Regions from separate parts of the Homo sapiens genome. Here region 1 is linked to region 2. The links are chromatin loops, found by intact Hi-C in ENCODE. Cell type or tissue: mammary epithelial cell. All regions are shown on one strand. Links, peaks and the distances in the headings refer to the core of each region. The heading gives the core; the rest is flanking DNA.

Region 1 (8,339 bases), core at 233-8,232, 73 kb after region 2:
GGATTTCTGTTGTCTTTTGAAAAATCAAAAGGTCTGTGAGCACAGGTCCTGTATTCTCAGGTAATTATGGTAGGCTGGATGGAGTAACTGGTGCCCCTGCCCATAGAAGAAGGTGCTATCTCTATTCATGACAAACCCACAGCCAATATCATACTGAATGGGCAAAAACTGGAAGCATTCCCTTTGAAAACCGGCACAAGACAAGGATGTCCTCTCTCACCACTCCTGTTCAACATAGTATTGGAAGTTCTGGCTGGGCCAATCAGGCAAGAGAAAGAAATAAAGCATATTCAAATAGGAAGAGAGGAAATCAAATAGTCTGTGTTTGCAGATGACATGATTGTATATTTAGAAAACCCCACCGTCTCAGCCCAAAATCTCCTTAAGCTGATCAGCAACTTCAGCAAAGTCTCAAGATACAAAACCAATGTGCAAAAATCACACACATTCCTATACACCAATAATAGAGAGCCAAATCATGAGTGAACTCCCATTCACAATTGCTATAAAGAGAATAAAATACCTAGGAATCCAACTTACAAGGGATGTGAAGGACTTCTTCAAGAACTACAAACCACTACTCAAGGAAATAAGAGGGGGACACAAACAAATGGAAAAACATTCCATGCTCATGGATAGGAAGAATCAATATCGTGAAAATGGCCATACTACCCAAAGTAATTTATAGATTTAATGTTATCCCCATCAAGCTACCATTGACTTTCTTCACACAATTAGAAAGAACTACTTTAAATTTCATATGGAACCAAAAAAGAGCCCGTATAGCCAAGACAATCCTAAGCAAAAAGAACAAAGCTGGAGGCATCACACTACCTGACTTCAAACTATACTACAAGGCTACAGTAACCAAAACAGCACAGTAATGGTACCAAAACAGGTAGATAGACCAATGGAACAGAACAGAGCCCTCAGAAGTAACGCCACACATCTACAACCATCTGATCTTTGACAAACCTGACAAAAACAAGCAATGGGGAAAGGATTCCCTATTTAATAAATGATGTTGGGAAAACTGGCTAGCCATATGCAGAAAACTGAAACTGGACCCCTTTCATAAACCTTATACAGAAATTAACTCAAGATGAATTAAAGACTTAAACATAAGACCTAAAACCATGAAAACATTAGAATAAAACCTAGGCAATACAATTCAGGACATAGGCATGGGCAAAGACTTCATGACTAAAACACCAAAAGCAATGGCAACAAAAGCCAAAATAGACAAATGGGATCTAATTAAACTAAAGAGCTTCTGCACAGCAAAAGAAACTATCATCAGAGTGAACAGGCAACCTATAGAATGGGAGAAAATTTTTGCAATCTATCCATCTGACAAAGGGCTAATATCCAGAATCTACAAGGAACTTAAACAAATTTACAAAAAAAAAAAAAATCAAAAAGTAGGTGAAGGGTATGAACAGACACTTCTCAAAAGAAGACATTTATGTGGCCAACAAACATATGAAAAAAAAGCTCATCATCACTGGTCATAAGAGAGATGCAAATCAAAACCACAATGAGATACCATCTCACACCAGTTAGAATGGTGATCATTAAAAAGTCAGGAAACAACAGATGCTGGAGAGGATGTGGAGAAATAGGAAAGCTTTTACACTGTTGGTGGGAGTGTAAATTAGTTCAACCATCGTGGAAGACAATGTGGCAATTCCTCAAGGATCTAGAACTAGAAATACTATTTGACCCAGCAATCCCATTACTGGGTATATACCCAAAGGATTATAACTCATTCTACTATAAAGACACATGCACATGTATGTTTATTGCAGCACTATTCACAATAGCAAAGACTTGGAACCAGCCCAAATGCCCATCAATGATAGACTGGATAAAGAAAATGTGGCACATATATGCCATGGAATACTATGCAGCCATAAAAAAGGATGAGGTCATGTCCTTTGCAGGGACATGGATGAAGCTGGAAACCATCATTCTCAGCAAACTAACACAGGAACAGAAAACCAAGCACCAGATGTTCTCACTCATAAGTGGGAGTTGAACAACAAGAACACATGGACACAGGGAGGGGAACATCACACACTGGGGCCTGTTGGGGGGTGGGGGACTGTGGAGGAATAGCATTAGCAGAAATACCTAATGTAGATGACAGGTTGATTGGTGCAGCAAACCATCATGGCACGTGTATACCTATGTAACAAACCTGCATGTCCTGTACATGTATCCCAGAACTTAAAGTATAATTAAAAGAAGAAGAAGAAGAAGAAGAAGAAGAAGAAGAAGAAGAAGAAGAGGAAGAGGAAGAGGAAGAAGAAGAAGAAGGAAGAAGAAGAAGAAGAAGAAGAAGAAGAAGAAGAAGAAGAAGAAGAAGAAGAAGAAGAAGAAGAAGAGGAAGAAGCAGCAGCAGCAGCAGCAGCTCTCTAGTTGGCCATGTTCTCCACCATTCCCACCTGTCACACACCAGCCATGCACCCATTTGCTTGACTACCTAGTTTTTGAGCTTGTGTCCCCTGCAGTAGTCATTCCTTTGGGACAATAAGACTTTTCTGAGTTACAATAGGCTAATGTTGAAAGCAATATGGTTGCATGCTATTGGCAATAGGAAAAATTGTAGCAAAATTAAACACCATTATTTATCATGTTTATATTCGAGTGGTTTCAGTTTAACCTTAAGGGGCTTTGAGCCTTTAGCTTATATCTTAGTAGAATAGTTGGTCCCAGATTCAAAGGCAAGTGATGTTTTTTTATCCCTCACATATCTGAGGTAATGAAGTGTTTAATGAGGGAACTCCCAACAGCACAGGCTTGAAATTACAAACTGTTTCCAATCTTGCCAGCCAAACTGGAAAAACACTCCACCAACATCATTTCTAGAGCTACTCTCCCTTATTTTGGCATTGGAATTTGACATACTGGAGGATTTCAATATGATTTACCATCATATTGAAATTAAAGATTTATTCTTCCCCACTGAAGGTATTTGTACTCTAAAGATTGTTAATTTGCCCAAATCATGTTGTTTTTAAAAGTTATGAATAGTTAATGAGTCAAAGAATTGCATGTTTTATAGAAGGATAAAATGTATTCTTTATAAAGTCAGTAGTTTCTATTTGAAATCATTTTGAGGACTAAAGGTTATTTTTTTTCAGAATAACTTTTTACTTCTAATATGATTAGTTCTTTTCAAAAGAAATTAAAGAAAAGTGACTATATTTTTCAATATTGCTTGTCAGTTGATATTCGCGCATGCTGGTGGATTGTGGTAGTCCAGGCACCTCTTGGAGTTACTGTTGGTTTGGTTCCAGACCACCACAATAAAGCAGATATCACAATAAAGTGAATATTGCAATAAAGGGAGTCATGCAAAGTTTTTGGTTTTCCAGTGCATGTAGAAGTTATGTTTAGACTCTACTATAGTCTATTAAGTACCTAATAACAATTTGTGTATGTAAAAATACTTTATCTCCGAAAAATACTAACGATCATCTGGGCCTTCAGCAAGTTGTCATTTTTTGCTGGTGGAGAGTTTTGCCTTGATGTTGATGGCTGCTGGCTGATCAGAGTGGTGGTTGCTGAAAGTTGGTGTTGCTGTGGCAATTTATTGAAATAAGACAACAATGATGTTTGTCACATTGATTGACTTTTTTTCATCAAAGATTTCTCTGTAGCATGTGATGTTGTTTGATAGCATTTTACCCACAGTAGAACTTGTTTCAAAATTGGAGTAATCTTCTCAAATCCTGCCACTACTTTATCAACTAAGTTTATAAAATATTCTAAATCTTTAGTTGTCATTTTAACACTGTTCACAGTATCTTCACCAGGAGCAATTCCATCTCAATAAACGATTTTCTTTGCTCATTTGCACGAAGCAACTCCTCATTCATTTGAATTTTATCATGGGATTGCAGTAATTCAACGACATCTTCAGGTTCCATTTCTAATTCTATTCTCTTGCTGCTTCTACCACATCTGCAGCAGATTCCTCCACAGAAGTCTTGAGTCCCTCAAAATCATTCATGAGAGTTGGCATCAACTTCTTCCAAACTCCAATTTATACTGATATTTTGACCTCCTCCTGTGAATCATGAATGTTCTTTGTGACATCTAGAATGCTGAATTCTTTTCAGAAGATTTTTCAATGTATTTTGCTCAGATCCATCAGAGGAATCACTACCTATGGCAGCTATAGCCTTACAAAATGTAGTTCTTAAATAATAAGACTTGAAAGTTGAAATTACTTCTTGATCCATGGGCTGCAGAATGGATGCTGTGTTAGCAGGCCTGAAAACAACACGAATCTCTTCTTACATCTCAGTTAGAACTCTTGGGTGGCCAGATGCATTGTCAATAAACAGTAATATTTTTAAAGAAATGTATTTTTTTCTAAGCAGTAGGTCTCAACAGTGGGATTAAAATATTCAGTAAACCATCCTGTAAACAGATGTGTGGCTGGGTGCAGTGGCTTACGCCTGTAATCCCAGCACTTTGGGAGGCCGAGGCAGGTGGATCACCTGAGGTCCAGAGTTCGAGACCAGCCTGGCCAACATGGCGAAACCCCATCTCTACTAAAAATACAAAAAAAAAAAAAAAAAAAAAAAAAAGCCAGGGATGGTGGTGAGTGCCTGTAATCCCAGCTACTAGGGGGTGCTGAGGCAGGAGAATTGCTTTAACTCAGGAGGCAGAGGTTGCAGTGAGCCAAGATCGCACCACTACACTCCAGCCTGGGCAACAGAACAAGACTCTGTCTCAAACAAACAAACAAACAAACAAACAAAAAAAACAAAGAAACAAAAAAGCAGATGTGCTGTCATACAGGCTTTACAGTTCCAATTGTAGAGCACAGGCAGAGTAGATTTAGCCTAATTATGAAGGGCTCTAGGATTTGGGGAATGATAAATGAATATTGGCTTCAACTTAAGGTTGCCAACTGCATTAGCCCCTAACAAGAGTCAGCCTGTTCTTTGATGTTTTGAAGCCAAGCATTGACTTCTCTCTAGCTATAAGAGCTGTAGATGACATCTTCTTCCAACAAAAGGCTGTTTCATCTACAATGAAAATCTGTTGTTTAGTGTAGTGAGTTGCAATTATCAATTATCTTGGCTAGATCTTCTGGACAGCTTGCTGCAGATTCTCCACTGGCACCTGCAGATGGCCTCTTTTCTTAAATCTCATGAACTAACTTTGTTAGCTTCAAACTTTTCTTCTGCAGCTTCCTCATGTGACTTAGCCTTCATATTGACAAAGCTCCCCAGCAGGACCTGCACAGAGTAGGTACAAGGGCAGTTCTGCCTGCAAGCCAGCCTAGCCCTGTGCATCCTTAAATGCTTTTTCTCATTGGTCCCAGTTCCCTTCCCTGATTTTCAGCTGTGGGATGCTCTCACAGGTTTCAGTGTTTGAAAAGGTCACTTTTGTCACATGATAAGCCCCTTTACAGTGTGGATGCCTGGATCATCCCCCAAATAAACATGAACACTTTATAGCAGGGAAAGAGGAGACTCTGCCTTTATGGTTCAGATCGTCATTTCAATGGTGGCCTTTTTAATTCCATAAGCTGGCAAAATCTATGGGGCTGCGTTTGTTACTCCCAACTCCAGGTGAGGTTATAGATTTAATTCACTTCAATAGAACTGAAAGAACAAAAGCCAATTCATGTTCAAGCCAGCACTGCCAAAAAAATCACAGTAAAGTCCTTTTGAAAAAACCCTTCACCGAGTGTGGTGGCTCACGCCTGTAGCCACCTCACTCGGCTAAGGATTTTTTCAAAAGGATTTTACTGTCCTTGGGAGGCTGGGGTGGAAGGAACACTTGAGGCCAAGAGTTTGAGGCTGCAATGTGCTATGTTCACATCTGTGAATAGCCACTCTCACTCTCACTCTTGGCAACATAGTGAGACCCTATCTCTAAAAGAAAATAAAGTCCTTGCCGGGTAGTTAACGAGGGATTGAAAATGACCCATAGGATCAAATGTTCCCTAAAGAACAGATAACTTTTGGAGAATAAGAGAGGCCGAAGAAAAAAGAGAAAAGTGAGACAAAAGTCCACACTGGAGATGATGGAAACGTTCTTACATGTGGGTTATGTCTCATCTCTCAACAACAAACTCTCTTAACCAGTTTTCAAGATTTGAAATCTGTGAGTTCCTAGAAAGAAAAGACATTTGTTCATCAATTGCTCTGGATAACTCTGAGCATAATGAGGTGCCCATGAAAGGAGCTTGTGGAACATGCATGAAAAATGCTCTACGGGTCCCCAGGAAATGGAACTGTGTGGATTCAAGGCTTTGTCTCTCACTGCCCATCCTGGATGAAGATGTTCTCCCAGCACTTCAAGGCGTGACTGAACGTAAGGGCATGTAAAGACAATTCCTCAATTAACAGAAGTGGTTTCTGGTTGGCTAAGGGGCATGGGGACTTACCCTTGACAGAAGCCCATGAACAGGCTATGTCAACAATGATAAGGCATTCCTATAAACTGTGGGGAAGGGCTCTCTATGGAAAGGAAATGACAATGTGTGTTTGCGCTTTAAAAAAGAACATAAGAACAACTCTTTCTTTTAACTTGTGTTTCCCCAAGTTGCCTGCTCACGGTCACGCTGGTGAAAATCAGGCACCTTGTAAGGATAGACAACCAACCAACCGCAAACTGCTGCCCAAGTATGCAGTGCTGAGCGTGGCCACTGTCTTACCAAGGTGTGGCACCAGGGAAAAGGAGTGGGGAAGGAAACCCTGAGACCCAGACTCACCCACTTCCACTGGCAAACCTTTGTGTGACCAGGAATGTTCTCTCCAAGTTTCTGTTTCTCTGTTTGTGAAATTTGAGGTTGGAGTTGGCTAAAACTAAAAGTGTTCAGCTTTTTCCTTGATTATAGAAATAATAACTACTCATTGTAGGGAATACAATAAAGCTGGAAGAAGAATATCAAAAACATTGATAATCTTGCCACCTCGAAGTAACCACTGTTATCATTTGGTATATTAATTTTAGGCAATTGTCCTCAAATACATGTATTAACATATTTTTTATAAATAGCTACTCTTTCAAATTCTTTGCAGTTCTAAGGCTTTACTGCTGCAGGAAAGGCGGGTTTCAATTTTGCATTTACAGAAGCACTTTTGATTTAAAGATACTGCTTACTCTCACTTTAAACATGTCAGTACTGTACATTTCAAATGTCCCATTGGATTTGAAGCCAAGTGTTTTAGATAGGATTCATTCAGAGGGTGAGTGGGAAAGGGGAGGACCTTGCTAGCCATATTGCACAAAGAAAAGTGGAGAGGGAAGGGGTACAGGGTTGCAAAGGTGCAAGAAGAAAGGCCCAGGAGAGAAACCAGAGGTAAGGGTGGAACTAGATCCTCCAGGGGGAGGTGGTAGAGAGAAGGAAGGAAAGGATCTTCTCTAGCCAAGCAATTCTCTTAAGACAGAACAGACTCTGAGTGGGTAAATAGCCCCTGGTAGAGAAAAGCATTAAGCCAGGGACCCAGAGACATGGTGAACTCCATCACTTAGGTGGTTTTGTGACTTTGGCTGGGTTATGGAACCTCATCGAGTTTCCATGTCTTCATCTGCAAAATGTGGGCAGCAGGTCCTGCTCAGTCGCCACACTGTGGCTGGTATGATACGGCGGATCTAGCCCATGAAAGCTGTAGGCAGGTTCCAGGGCATGCCCAAGGGCAAGTTATTCTCACTGCCATGAGGAGGGAGGTCCCATCCTGGCCTTTATTCATTTTCCTTCTCAAGTATTTATGCAATTGCGTACCAACAAAAGGGACTTTGTGCACAGTAGCTTTTCTCACCGGTTTTGTTCCTCCCTTAGAAACCACATGGTTGTCAGGCAAAGGTTAAAGCTGACAGGGGGATCGTAACAGATGCCAGGGAACATCCATGAGGCGCTGAGCACTGGGGCTGCGCAGACTCTGATTTGTGCTCCTCCCACTGCAGAAACAATCTCACCCAACAGTCCTGCTGGAATCCTGTTCCCAATCATCAGGTTGGTCCACTCATGGATGGATTTAAAATGATCCTAGAGGCCTCCCGGGCCATCCAGGCTGACAAGCTGGTGTTGTCAGGCCACTGGGTGGAGGTTTGGGGGCTGGAGAGGAGGCTCGGGTGAAGTCTCGGGGACCCCAGTGTGTGGGGAGGCGGTGGTACCCTCAGCACCAGCCCTGCACCCAGAGTTACTTCCCACACTAGAGAAATAGACGCCGGAGTGCAGGTGTGCAGAGACTTGCCAAGCTATCCAAACAGTGCCAAACCTGTCTGCAAAAGACTCATCCAGGCCATTGGTTTAGATTTCACCACAGTTGGGAGTATGATTTCCTGTAGCCATGCGGGAAAGAGAC
Region 2 (8,339 bases), core at 76-8,075:
AAATGTGCTGACTTATGTCTTCATAGAGCTCAGGTTGAAGGGGCCTGCAGGTGTATAGGTCAAATATTAGTGACTTGTTTGGTTGCATTGTTAGTGACAAACATGCTGTGTGGGGACCAGCATCCTGGAATTTACAAAATAGAAACTGGCAGATGACCGGCAGGCCTTCCAGCATCCTGAGCTCTCCCTAAAACCCTCTCTGGATATAACCGGGACTCTCGCACGGCATCTGTCATCCCCCAGCTGGAAGGCTGACAAGAGCAGATTCCCACATGGCAAACAGTTGCTCCACCTCAGCTTCCTGGGGAAACACAAAGCCTGGAGCCCACTCCATGAGAAGTGAGAGCAACAATTCACTGCGGGGCCTTCCAGCCTCCCAGCCTTCAGAGAAACTCCATTGGAGAGTAGCTTGAGTAGATTTGCCGTGAATATCAACCTTGTTCTCCCACACATAGTTCAGCCACCAAAGGCTGTTCTTACAGCAAATATAACTATGCCAACTTCAATAAAGCACAAAATATTCCCTTGCAAAGGCATACTTGGGCTCTGCGTAACACATCTACCTAAGTGTCATCCCAGATGTCATTTTGTATTTTGTCTGATTTTTTTTTTTTTTTTAATTAAGGCCCAGACTCCGTAAAGTCAGATGCTAACTTCTGGAAGGTCTGTAAATTGCAAATGATGTTTGTCCAGTAGAAAAGAGAACCCCAGAGGTTTTAATTGTATTGCCTTTTATGTCTTTAGCCAGGTTTGTATTGGGTTGTACCTTTTGAAGTTGAGTTGTTTGAAGGTCAAAAAGTGGTTGAATGCTGACAATAGCAAGCTTATCTCTAACCTTCAAAGGTAGATATGCAAAAGTGGCTCATAGTAGATGACAAAGTTCGTTTAAGGTGTTATTCTTTTGCCCACTGAGTCTTTCCCAATCTTTGCCCCATTTGGAGCCAGCTTTAATGTCCTGTTGATCTCATTAATGAGTTAAATCAATCTTTGACACACACACACACACACACACACACACACACACACACACAATGTATTTGTATGAGAGTCACGTTTTTTCGTTTTTTGAAAATTATCCCTGAAGTTTACAGCTATCCATCTAAGCTATGGGACCTTGGCCTTGGGTGGGAGGTTGCTTAACCTTTCTGGCCTTTGGTTTCCTTAAGCTTAAAATAGACGAGCAGGTTTCCAGTGCCTCTTCTGGCTCTAACTTGGTGTCCCCCCAGCTGTCCCACTTTGCCTTTCCGGAATGCACTGGCGTGGGTGTCACAGTCACATTCACTTCCCTTTTACCATTTCTGGCTTCTTACCACTTGTCTTCACTGGGTTTTCTACAAGCACTAGAGAAAAAAGATGACTTGCTCTTTCTAGAAGACAATCTGAATGTGTATATCAACATTAAAGTATGAAAACTGTTGGATTCAGCATTTCTACTTCTAGGAATTGACCCAAAGAAATAATCAGATACATGTAAAAGAATGCTTTGGGCAATATCATTTATGATAGTGAACAGGGGAAAAAGTGCTAAATGTCAAACAGCTGTGGACTGGGTAAATAAAGTGTGTACCCCAATATGATGGAATGCTATTCCGCCTTTAAAAGGCGATTCCGCCTTTAAAACATATTTCTTGAGATGTACAGTATATATCGATATATTGTATGTCAATATATCAATATAGTGATATGTTATTAAGTGGAAATAAACAAGTTGTGAAAAGTATGTGTTCTCTGAGCTCACTTAAGTAATAGTTGTGGCTGCACTTATGTATGGATTTACATAATATAGTCGAATCACAGACAGAACAAAAATCTGAATGCATTAGTGTCAAGATGCTCACTGGCTTCATTCCCGAGTGGAGTGATTAGAGGTGGTACAATTTAGGTCTCTTTTCTTCTTTACACTTTTTAAATTTCACAGTAAAAATAACTATTATCATTTTAGGAAAAATAGAAGAAAAAGAATAATTTGATGGATGGAATTAACAGAGAGCCTGGAATTGGCAGCAGAGCAATCAGACAAGTTTCCTCTGGAGCTCCTGGGCTCAGCCATTTAGTACTCTGGACAGGTGCTTACATTTGCCATATGGAAGGCTGGCAACAGATCACTTGGTTGGTGCAATTCTTGGTAAAACAAAGGAAATAAGGCATTCGGTGGATGACCGTGGCACAGCTATTTAATTATGTTCCTCACTCCTGGGCCCTCTCCCTCCCTGAAGCTGGGGCTTTGCCATTTGGAGTCGTACCTTACCCACTCCGCCTGCCTTTTTTTTTTTTAAATTTTTTAAATATCTGCTTAATTACACAGCAGGGGCTGACTTCAATTGGAATGGAAGTCACTTTTCATTCTAAAACATTAGCTATGTGTCAGGTGGTTTTCACTTTTTCTCGTTGTAAACTCTGAGTTGTACTTTTCCTGCGCCCACTGCTTCTATGCCACTGTCTCCAGATGCCTATGAATTTCAAATGCACAGATGGAGCCAGGATCTGTATATCAAGCAGCATCTCCCCAAGTGGTTTCCACCCAACACAAGCAGTGTAGGATGTGAACAGGCACGATTTCAATACAAACACTACTGCTCGAACAACAGTGGAAGCACATTAAACATTCGATAAAATGAGGTCACTGAAGACTCCTCAGAACTTTTCAGATGCTGATGTCCAGGGTTGGTCTCCAGGGAGTGAATAAAGTATGCGGGGTTCCCCAAACCTACTGGCTTTAGGGCTTTCTGTTGATGATCATTTCTGGGGAGCAGTGGTCTGCAAAACTCTTTATTTTTTATTTTTTGGACAGGATCTCACTCTGTCGCCCAGGCTGGAGCTGGAGTGCAGCCTTGAGCTCCCAGGCTAAAGCGATCCTCTCAACTCAGCCTCCTGAGTAGCTGGAACCAGAGGTGTGTGCCACCACGCCCAGCTAATATTTTTATTTCTTGTACAGATGGAATCTCGCTAGTTTGTCCAGGATGGACTCAAACTCCTGGCCTCAGGCAATCCTCCCGCTTTGGTTTCCCAAAGTACTAGGATTATGGGCGTGAGCCACTACACCCAGCCCCCAAACTCTTAAAGAAATGCAAACTTAAAGCAGTGTTCCTGGGGACAGTAACTGCTGTATTTGGAATTTCAGTTTTGTTTGTTTGTTTGTTTTTTCTGAGATGGAGTCTCACTCTGTCACCAGGCTGGAGTGCAATGGCACTATCTCAGCTCACTGCAATCTCCGCCTCTCAGGTTCAAGCGATTCTCCTGCCTCAGCCTCCCGAGTAGCTGGGACTACAGGCGCGTGCCACCATACTCAGCTAATTTTTGTATTTTTAGTAGATTCAGGGCTTCACCATGTTGGCCAGGATGGTCTCGGTCTCTTGACCTCGTGATCCACTCGCCTCGGCCTCCCAAAGTGCTGGGATTACAGGCGTGAGCCACAGCGCTCGGCCAGAATTTCAGTTTTAATTAAAAAACAAAACAGGAAAGAATGGAGTAAGGGTTCACAGTGAAAGGAATTGGATAGGGGAGATGAATCTGTAGCATGCAATATCAGAAGGGAAATTTTGAAACAGAAAATGACAAAAAATTTTCTGTAAATTGAGCTTGTCAGTGTCCTCTGAGCACATAGAGTTGGTTTAGGGAAGGAAGAGAGCAGAGTGGGTATGAAAAGGGAATTTGGATTATAAGCAAATATGAAGCTCAGCCATTTTCGGTCTTGTGAAGATGATTAGTTACTCTGAGGGGATGAGTCACTAAGATTTGAAATTTACTGAAATGCAAAGGTTTGTTCCTCATTTGGAACCTGCGCTCTGATGCGGACATCTGCTGAGACACCCTTGACTTCTTAATCCAGATGGGACACATGGAGCAGAGACTGTGAGTGCTCTGCCCACAACCCTTGGAAGTCACCGTTTTCTTCTGTTGTGATGGCTCTACTGCAGGCACCTGGAAGTCTCTGCCCACAGCTGAGGAAGCTCTGTGGCTGGGAGTGAGTGCTGAGCAGATCAGACCACAGTGCTGGGGAGTTAATACCCCAGGGCAGCCCTCAGCCAAGGAGGGATGGCAGTGGGTGCACAAACACCCCAGCTGCCTCGCTCTTATGTGGAACAACTTGGATGCCCCCACACAGTCTCTCAGAGGTCCCCAGTGGGATTGCACCATGTATTGGCTGCCTCCCCTTCCTGTCTCACTCCCCTACTCTCCCACATGAACTTTCTGTGATCACTCAACACAGAATAGACTACTTGCATTCGTATTCTGTCTCTGCTACTGGAGGAACCCAAACAATGTTTTTCTTTTTACTATAAATTCAGAGCAGGAAATCCCTGCTGGGATTCGCTCCATCTTAGGCAGTCAGATACCTTCACTACCCGTAGGGCCTTTTCTCCCAGCTGCACTGCTGTCATCCCGAAGGTCTTAGGGAATGGCCACAGAGGGGTCTCTTGTGCTGTTCTGCTCTCATTGAGGTTGTAGTGACCAGAACTGGGCACAGTTTCCCAGTGCCACCTTAGTCTCATCTCTCCCTGACACACACAAAACACCCTTTGTTATCATTTAGGATATAGCTAACAGGATAACATTCACAAGACTGGTGTTTCTCAAACTGGAATGTGCACACGCATGACCTAGGGACCTGGTGAAGGTGCAGGTTCTGATTCAGAGGCATTCCGTAGGGCCTGAGAGTCTGCATTTTTAGCAAACTCCATGGCTGACGGGCAGACCACACTGTGAACAAGGTTCCACTGGAGTGTGAGAGCCCCAACCACAAGACCAATTCTTTCCCAGGTCGGTATATCCAGTGTCTCGTCCAGCTGGCTACATAGTGGGTGCTGAGTTTATATTTGTTAAATTTGGCTCTTGCAATTGATTAACACATCGATTCACTAATTTAATTCAGCTGCCCAGCTTCAAACACGAGAGCAGCAACTGTTTAATGCAAATTTTTTTGATGCAATGTCCTTCTGATGGTGGGAAAGTACATACTGGGAAAGTCATACAGGAACACCACAGAACAATGCAGAGCGTGTGCAGACAGGCAAATTTGGTGTGAGTCATTGTCAACTCACACCATTGTCAACATTATTGAAGACCTGCTACCTTTAGGGTAATAGCCTAACTAGACACCAAAAGAAGCATAAGATATTATTTCTATCCCCCAAAAGGCTTGCAATGTGACTGAAAAAATGAGACAGACAATAAGAAACAAGCATCAGGTGAGTGGTTAAAGACAGTAGTAACCCTGACAACTAGTTTGCTTGATCTAACTCACTTGACATCTCAGTAAGCCCGTCTGATCACTGAACTGATAATACTGTTATTAAAGCCACCTGGCTCTCCTAGACCGCAAACTCTGGTAGTTGCATTTCACAAAATTCAGATTCAACTTCACACGCACCCCATCACAACGCACGTGTGCATATGCCTATGGGCAGATGGGCCCCCTTAATCACATAGGTTTTAATATTTTTATTCGGGGCAAGAGAAAAAAATAATCTTCCTTAAAAACAGGTTCTAATCCACATTCATAGCAGCATTATTTCCCACAGTCAAAAGGTAGAAGCACCCAGTGTCCGCTGATGGATGAATGAATAAGCAAAATGTGGTCTTCTCATACAATGGAATATTATTCAGCCTTAAAAAGGAAGAAAATTATAACATATGCTACAAAAAGGATAAACTTTGAGGACATTAAGCTAAGTGAAATAAGCCAGTTACAGAAGGACAAACACTGTATGATTCCACTTGTAGGAAGTACCGAGAGGAGTCAAACTCATAGAAACAGGAAGCAGAAGGGTAGTTACCAGGGGTTGAGGAAAAGGAGGAATGGGGAATTATTTAATAGATAGAGTTTCAATTCTGCAAGATGAAAGGAGTTCTGGAAATGGATGGTGGTGATGGTTGCACAACAATATGAATGTACTTAATGCCACAGAATTGTACATTTAAAAATGTTTAAAATGTGACTGGGCATGGTGGCTCATGTCTGTAATCTCAGCACTTTCAGAAGTCAAGGCAGGAAGATGGCTTGAGCCTAGGAGTTTGAGAACAGCCTGGGCAACACAGTGAGACACCATCACTAAAGTGCTTAAAATGGTGAGCTTAAAAAACATGGTTAAAAATGCTTAAAATGGTAAATTTTATGTTATGTATGCTTTATCACAATTAAAAAAAAAACAGTAAGATCTGAGAGCTACAGTGTGAACAACGACAACAAAACAGAATCCCTAGAAAATAACTTCATAGAAAACAAGGTAGAAGAGTTTCTTTTTGTTTATGAATATATGTCATGGAGACCTTCTCTTGAGAAAATGATCTATACGAACCCATCTCCAGCTTCTAAATTCTGGGCTCCTCCAAGAAAATGACAGTAATCAGAGGCAAAGCCCAGGAGGGCCCTAACTGTGAAGAGGACCTCGCAGCACTTTCTCTGGACCCATGCGCATGGACTGAGGCTCAGCCTGTGCACCGCACGCTCATGGCACCTCTTGATGCTGTGGACAACATGCAGCTTCCTCAGCTGTGCCTTTCCCACACCCCGGGGTTTTCCATTTCCTAGTGACATCAAACATTCAGGATGGAGAAGAAAAACCTGCTGTTCACCCAAAAAGGTGGTTAGAAATGACCATCCCGGCGTGGTCGTGGTAGCTCACGCCTGTAATCCCAGCACTTTGGGAGGCTGAGGCGAGTGGATCACTTGAGCTCAGGAGTTTGAGACTGGCCTGGCCAACATGGTGAAACCCCGTCTCTACTAAAAATACAAAAATTAGCTGGGCATGGTGGCAGGCGCCTGTAATCCCAGCTATTTGGGAGGCTGAGACAGTGGAATCGTTTGAACTCCGGAGGCGGAAGTTGCAGTGAGCCGAAATCGCAGCATGGCACTCCAGCCTGGGCGATGGGAGTGAGACTTCATCTCAAAAAAAAAAAAAAAAAAAAGAAAAAGAAAAAGAAAAAAGAAATGACCATCCCAGCAATGGATGCAGGGGCTTTTCCTGATGGGAACAGGCCTCCTGGAGCCAGGTGAACTGGCTGAGATGCCCCTGGAGAGGGGTCTGGCCTGGTAAAAAGCATGGACCTGCAGCAGGAGACCAAATCAGGTTCTGGGGTGGTGAGAGCACAGTTGAACCCCAGGCTTCCTTCCTTTGTGTCTTTAAGCAATGCTCATATGAAATGTGTCTATGTGAAAGCCCTTTCCCTGTTCTGGGTCACAGCATTTTGACTCAGATGAGAAACTTGTCTGGGTCCAGTTGACGTGTACTTGAGGAGTCCTGGAGTTAAGGCTGAGTTTTAGAATCTGCTTTTCATGTTTAGCTTAATTCAATTATGAAAACACATCAAATGGCTACTCTGAAATGGGTAGAAGAGGCCACAGGAGTCCACAGGGCCAGGAAGTAAAACCTGAACTAAAAGGGAGCCCTGTAGATCCTTCCATCAAAACCACAGACAGCCCCTGTCTTGTGGACCCATAGCCATGGCTGGCTGCACATCTGTACGCTGGGCTCACCCACGCGATTCACCTATTCTGATAACAAAGAGATTCATTTTGTAAAAAATGTCACATACAAATGCCATTCAAAGCCAGTAACAGGTATGTTGACTTTGTGGAAATTCACTAAGCTGGATATTGACGTGAGCACTTTCTGCATGTATGTGACACTGAAGCAAAAATTCACGGAATGAAATGAGTGAGACAGGACCATTTGGAGGCCAAAGAATCATGACAACTAAATGCAGTGAGGCAAAGAAATAGGAAAAGAAATAGTATAAGGACATGACCAGAGCAATGAACAAGCTCTGAAAATGAGCTGTGGGTTAGAGAGGAGTGTTATATTAGTGTTATCAGTGTGTGTATAATAGCTTTTTGGCTTGTGTCTTTTACTTACTGTTTGTGCAAGAGAATGTCCTTGTTCCTCAGAAATACACAAGGAGGATTTAGAGATAAGGTGGTGTGGTCGCAGGTGTGTCTCCAATGTATTTTCAGATGGTTCAGAAAACAGACTACATATGTAGCTATATAGAGACAAAATTATCTATTTATGTAAAATATTGACATATTTGGGCCAGGCGCGGTGGCTCAACGCCTGTAATCCCAGCACTTTGGGAGGCCAAGGCGCACAGATCATCTGAGGTCAGGAGTTCGAGACCAGCCTGGCCAACATGGTGAAATCCTGTCTCTACTAAAAAAATTAAAAAATTAGCTGGGCAAGGTGGTGCATGCCTGTAATCCCAGCTACTCAGGAGGCTGAGGCAGGAGAATTGCTTGAAACTGGGACGCAGAGGTTGCAGTGAGTCGAGTTTGCACCACTGCACTCCAGGCTGGGCAACAAGAGTGAAACTTTGTCTCAAAAAAAAAAATTTACATATTT

Evidence for each region. A loop is a pair of places that touch in the nucleus more often than their neighbours do. Peaks named below come from ENCODE experiments on the same cell type or tissue, not always from the same donor. Only the 100,000 strongest peaks of a DNase experiment are listed, where the experiment ranks them.
Region 1: it touches region 2 in a loop (7-fold over the local background); 1 of 110 quality-filtered maps calls a loop at or near these places.

What each region holds. Positions count from the first base shown.
Region 1 is chr20:19,838,650-19,846,988 of GRCh38, reverse strand. The region is part of intron 2 of RIN2 (Ras and Rab interactor 2); the gene reads right to left. Among named protein-coding and RNA genes, the nearest start is that of RIN2, 85 kb to the right of the region's middle. RefSeq lists an enhancer at 8,109-8,339. In mammary epithelial cell, for the core only: no CTCF peak of the experiment used is centred there; no DNase peak of the experiment used is centred there.
Region 2 is chr20:19,911,046-19,919,384 of GRCh38, reverse strand. The region is part of intron 3 of RIN2 (Ras and Rab interactor 2); the gene reads right to left. Among named protein-coding and RNA genes, the nearest start is that of NAA20, 100 kb to the left of the region's middle. RefSeq lists enhancers at 3,833-3,902, 7,384-7,433. In mammary epithelial cell, for the core only: no CTCF peak of the experiment used is centred there; a DNase peak (open chromatin) is centred at 5,004; H3K27ac peaks cover 2,220 bases.